Linked DNA regions of Mus musculus: region 1 is linked to region 2. The links are chromatin loops, found by intact Hi-C in ENCODE. Cell type or tissue: left cerebral cortex. All regions are shown on one strand. Links, peaks and the distances in the headings refer to the core of each region. The heading gives the core; the rest is flanking DNA. Region 1 has its middle 39 kb from the start of Gm40601. Region 2 has its middle 150 kb from the start of Gm40601.

Region 1 (2,807 bases), core at 196-2,695, 190 kb after region 2:
ATAACCACTGTTTTAGATCTCTCTCTTTCTCTCTCTTGCTCGCTCTCCCTTGTCATCCTCCTTCTTTATCTTTGTTTTGTAGACGTCAGCTCAGATCTTGTGGTAGAGCCAGTGGCTGCTGGCCTCAACCTCAGCTCAAAGGCAAAGTGTAATTATGCATGGAAGGTAGCCGTCATAGGAGAGAGGTATCTAGGTCAACGAGTGCAGGTAAGATGTGTTTTGTTCAATTAACGGAATGGCAGTGTACCAAGCCCTTCTCCCCTCATCTCTAACCAGACACCTGTTCATCTAATATGTTCATTTCCCTTTACTTGGCCAGGTATCATGTGGGGACAGGGACAAAAGGGTGGCAGTTGACATTTGGGAAACTCCATTATAGACACCACTTAGTTATGTTGCCTCTATCTATCATGCTTCTCTCACCTTGCTCTAGGATGAACATTACTATTTTCCTAGCTATTCTCTTTAAAAGCCCCCAAGGCATCTATACTGGGCATGCCGAGGAAGAATCGAGAGGAAGTGAATATAGGGGAAGGTAGTCACCAGCAGTTTAAACACAAGATGCTCCAAGCCTCCAGTAAGTGTTTGTGCTGTCTAGCTACAAACAAATATTTACTCCAGTTCCAAAACAACAACAACAGCAACAACAAAAACATTTTCATTTAACAGTGGCACTATGCTAACCTGGATACTTTTGGGCTCTCAGAGAATGAACCCCCAACCAAAGAGCAAGCATGGGCTGGTCCTAGACCCCTCACACATATGTAGTAGACGTACAACTCAGTATTCATGCAGTTCTCCCAATAACTGGGGCTGGGACTTTCCCTAAATCTGTTGCCTGTCTATAGATCCCATTCCCCTAACTGGGCTGCCTTATCTGTCTAGTCCTGCAAAGACTTGATGTGCCAGGGTGGGTGGACATCCAGGGGGAGCCTCCACCCTGTTGAAGGAGGGAGGGTTGGGGAGGAACTGTGGGGGGGGGGGCACTGGGAGGGCCATCAATCAGGATGTGAAGTAAATATATTAATTAATGAAAAAGAATGGCACTATGACTCTCACAATTCTTTTTCTGTATTTTGCTGATGGAAGAGGCTCAGAGATGTTAGGTAAATTGTTCTCCTTCACCCAGCAGATAAAACAGAGTTGTTAGCTAGTTATCAATCTTTTACTTTCCTCCAGTCCACTTTGACCTTTTAATTATCACTGAGGCAAGGACCTTGAGTAAGGACTGAGTCTCCTACAGCATAACCTTCCCTCGCAGTTTCTGTGATATTTATAGTCTTTACTCACAGTGGCAGTTTCGTGAGAGCTGTCATCTGTCCACTGGGTAACAGTCGTTTGTGAGTTAGTGATACTGTGTTTTTCCATTCTGGCTCAGTCATGGAGCCATCTCATCTGCCATGGGTACCACTTGCTGTTACCATGGCAGTAGCCCCCAGCTAGAGGGCCAGGTTTGCTCCCCGAAAGCCATCGTTCTGTCTGCATGTGGCTTTTGACAGAATGGCCGATTTTCAAGGATGTTAGAAGAAGACAACATTTCCTACCCGTGAGAACAAGACAGCAAGTGCTCTGGCAATCGGACATCACAGTCTTGCTAAGTTTAGCCTTTGGGATGAATCATCCAAGGAGACTGGTACTCGCTCTGGCTTGTTGGCTGTTTTATTTTTAGAAAATCTGAATTCCAGTGAAATCCATTTGGCGGCACATAATCGGTGTGGCTCCAATCCAAACTAGGTAATTAGAGGTCAGCTGGAGGCGATTATCTCCATCTCTGAGCGAGCTGGGCTGAGACGCTCTTCAAAAAGCTTTTAAAGCAACATTTGCTTCCTTGTGACCAATTTAGTGCAAATGACAGTCTTAAAGGCTCTTCTTGCCTCCTCCTAGCTTGGTGTGTTGTCTTTTTGACTCTTCTTGCAGAAAATCAATCTTCTGGAAAAATTCCATCTGAGAGAGAGAGAGAGGGAGAGAGAGAGAGAGAGAGAGAGAGAGAGAGAGAGAGAGAGAGAGAGAGAGAGAGAGAGAGAGAAGACTGACCCTGTGCTAAACTGATGCCTAGTAGCAAGGTCACATTATTTAGAGTGACTCGTGTGGAGGGTTTTTTTTTTTTAATTTTCCATGCAGCTTCACTCCCCCCTCCATGATTAGGAAAGAGATTTCATACGCATGTTTATTCTCTTTTTTTCTTTTAAATATTCATGTGTGCACACACATGCATGTATGTGTTCTTGTGTGTGTGTGTGTGTGTGTGTGTGTGTGTGTGTGCATGTGAGTATGGGTAAAGAGAAGCAGACAATGTGTTGAAGACAGTTCTCTAACACATAGGTCTGGGGCTGAAACTTGGGTTGTCAGGCTTGGCTTACCCATGAAGCTGTCTCACCAGTCAGTCCCCTTTACAATCTGTAACTTTAATGAAACTCCTAAAGAAAGATTAGTGGTGTGTTTTCCTTCAACAGGGGAAAGCAGATGTTAGTGTGTCTGCCGGGCAGGCGGGGCTGTGTCTGTGGAGGGAGGAGAGTGGCAGGGCAGTTAGGTCGTCTGACCTCCCACTGTGCCTCTCCAGGTGTTCAGCCATTGTCCTTGTCCTGCAGCTCTCGCTGAGTATGATTGGGGCTAGTTCTGCACATCTTCTTTCACTGCTTGTTGACAGAGTCCATGGGGCCCCCTGACTACACATTGTCCACATCACATGCTTTACACTTCTTAGTTTTCATTTGCGACAGAGATATCATACCAGGTAGAGCACCCCCAGTAGTGCATCTGCTGATTCAGACCTGAGTCTAGAGATCATCTGAGATTTCTAGGCTTCT
Region 2 (2,807 bases), core at 243-2,742:
TTTAAACACACACCAGACTTAGTAAAAATGTCCTGAATATTTCACAGCTTCATACAGTGGCAAACCTCCAACTTCTGCTGAATTGTTCTTTCTCCTTGGTCCCTCTCAGGATGAGGAATTAACACTATCATTCTTTAACACCCTGTTTAGACATTATCGCCTTTTGAAAGAGCTTTTTAATCCCCCACTAGCATTCATATTCACATCTCTCAAATCTTTGTAATTATTAGAAATTGTCTCCTAGTCTGTTCTTCCAAACTTTGAATGCTGAGAGGCTTAGGGCCTTTCTGATCATCTTTGTAAGCACTGTGTGTGGCAGTCTATAAATGAATTTGATGAAAGAACAGTGGAAAAAATTTGAACCATTTCTTTTACTTCTTGGAAAGTAGTTTTTAAATCTTCTAGACTATTTTTTTTTCTTTTTCTTTTTGGCTAAAACAAATAGGAAATTATAGAAAGACTCAAAGATTGGAACTTTAGTACCTGTGGAAGATTTAACAATACTGAACTCAGGAGTTAATCAATCATTGTTTCCTTGCCAGATTAAATGAAAAGATCCAGTAAAAGCTATAAGTTTTTTGAGTATCCTCTTAGCATGAATATGAACTGAAAGTAAAAACAGTATTAAGAAGTAGCATTTAAAAATATTCATTCCTGGTTACAGAGATGACATATGTTCACTGGGATATTTTTTAAGCAATTATAATGAATTTCACCCCAAACACAGACACTTAAAAAAAGTTTTAGATCTATCTATCTATCTATCTATCTATCTATCTATCTATCTATCCTGTGTGTGTGTATACAGTCATCTATAAAGACTTAAAAATTAATTCAAACAATCAAAATATTTCTTAGGAGGCAGCCTCATATCATAGAGAAACCAACACTGTTTGTAGAAGAAAAGCAAAGAAAGTTCACAGCAGTCATTTGTTGTGGCGGTATATGCAGGCACTCCCACTAGGAAGATGGAAGCAAGAAGATAAAGTGCTCAGAGATCTTTGAGCAAATAGTGGTTTCAAAGTCAGCCTCAATTACATGAGACGATCTCAGTAACAGCAACAAGGGGCTTGTTCTCTTGGGGGCCTCCCCCTTTCATTTTTCCTCTTTAAGACACTAAGGGTAGAGAGAACTAGCCAGGGAAATCTCATTTTTAGAAAGCCCAGATTTTCTGTGCAGAAATTCATGTACCTGGTAGCTCTAAGCAATGGGTTTGAAGGAAGGTATTTTAAAAATACACAAAGAAGCAGAAAACATGCTTAGCCTTGAGTTCTGAGCAGTGTCCTTGTCACAATTTGATGGCAACCTCACTCTGAGGGATGTTATTCAACTACTAGTAATCACTGAGTCAACTTCTGAATCACTCCCTGAGACAGAGTTAATTTTCACAGCATACATCTCCTTAAATAGGAATGTGGGAGCAGAGGTGGTTACTAAGCACACAATCATTTCTGAGTTTCTAGGACATGGGTACCAGTGAAGTGCATTTCGAATGTTACAACTAGATTTGAAATAAAAGCATATATCACAAACAATTAAGAGACGATGCAGCCATATATAGGTCTCATGTAATACTCTCTATGTGGAATGCCACAATAAAGGCTGAAGGATCACTGAATTCACAGCACACCCATACACACACACACCCACACACACACACATATATGTATATACACATACTTATATACATAAATATGCATATATGTATCCATCATATATGTGTATGTATTCATATATATATGTATACACACATATATGCACAAGTATATATATTAACATAATGCTCATGTAGATTTAAATAACCAACAAAAGAAAGTTTTGTGTATTTAGGACTTTTGTCAAAATTATGTCTATTTATTTTACAGTAGTTTTTACATTCCAAAATAGGTTTGGTTTATTTTTATTGAGTTTTACAAAAATGACAGCATTGAATCATTTGGCACGTTTAATTTTAATGTAGGAGAGTGGCTTGTTAATTATTAGCATCTTTCCCCAAAGTGTTCGTTCATTCTCTCATTATTCACTCAGTCACTTGGCTGAGGAAAAATGTCATGATAATTGACTGCAAATCCCTCAGTTTAGTTTTTGAAAGCAACAGCAACACTGTCAATGTCTCCTTTGCTTGGTCCGCAGCTCTGCCTTACCCAGCCATCTGCTTGTGTCTGGGTTTAGCAGTTTATATGGACTTTATTCATGGCCACCACTCCTCATGTGCTTCCTGGGAGGCACAGTGAATTTTGTGGAACTCCAAGAAAGAGACAAAACACAGCACCAAGCCCACAAATCTTAACCTCTCTTCCCTTTCCAGTCTCACTCAGAACCATCCATGAACACGTCATATTTTAGCTTCATTTTCCCCCAGATACTTCTCATTCAGGAGGCTGTGGAAGATCTGTCAGTGACAGCAGTAGTAAAACATGGAACCAGCCTATAGATCCATCAACCAAAATGTGGTACATGTAGACAACGAAAATTTATACAGCCGTAAAGGAAAATTAGATGATGAATTTAAAGGGAAAATAGGTGCGACTGGAAATCATGATGCTAAGTGTGATAAGCTTGGTGATCAGAGCAAACAGCATGTTTTCACTTATGTGAGAAACCTACATATAAAACCTTATAGGTAGATATGTGCCTGTCTATATATGTGGACACGTATAATTCACAAAACTAGAGAGGGTGTCATGACAAATGATGAATAGGTCTGACAGGAGGTAGGAAAGAGAGCAATGGGTTATGTGTGGTTAAAAACAGGATAGCCCAATTGGTAGAATAAAAGGGACAAGACAGAATGGGGAGCAGGATAC

The links. Hi-C counts contacts between places; a loop is a spot of excess contacts. Peaks named below come from ENCODE experiments on the same cell type or tissue, not always from the same donor. Only the 100,000 strongest peaks of a DNase experiment are listed, where the experiment ranks them.
Region 1: it touches region 2 in a loop (2.4-fold over the local background); 3 of 42 quality-filtered maps call a loop at or near these places.

The regions. Positions count from the first base shown.
Region 1 is chr10:12,018,227-12,021,033 of GRCm38, reverse strand. No RefSeq gene overlaps it. Among named protein-coding and RNA genes, the nearest start is that of Gm40601, 39 kb to the left of the region's middle. In left cerebral cortex, for the core only: no CTCF peak of the experiment used is centred there; a DNase peak (open chromatin) is centred at 1,614; H3K27ac peaks cover 1,179 bases.
Region 2 is chr10:12,206,075-12,208,881 of GRCm38, reverse strand. No RefSeq gene overlaps it. Among named protein-coding and RNA genes, the nearest start is that of Gm40601, 150 kb to the right of the region's middle. In left cerebral cortex, for the core only: no CTCF peak of the experiment used is centred there; a DNase peak (open chromatin) is centred at 1,411.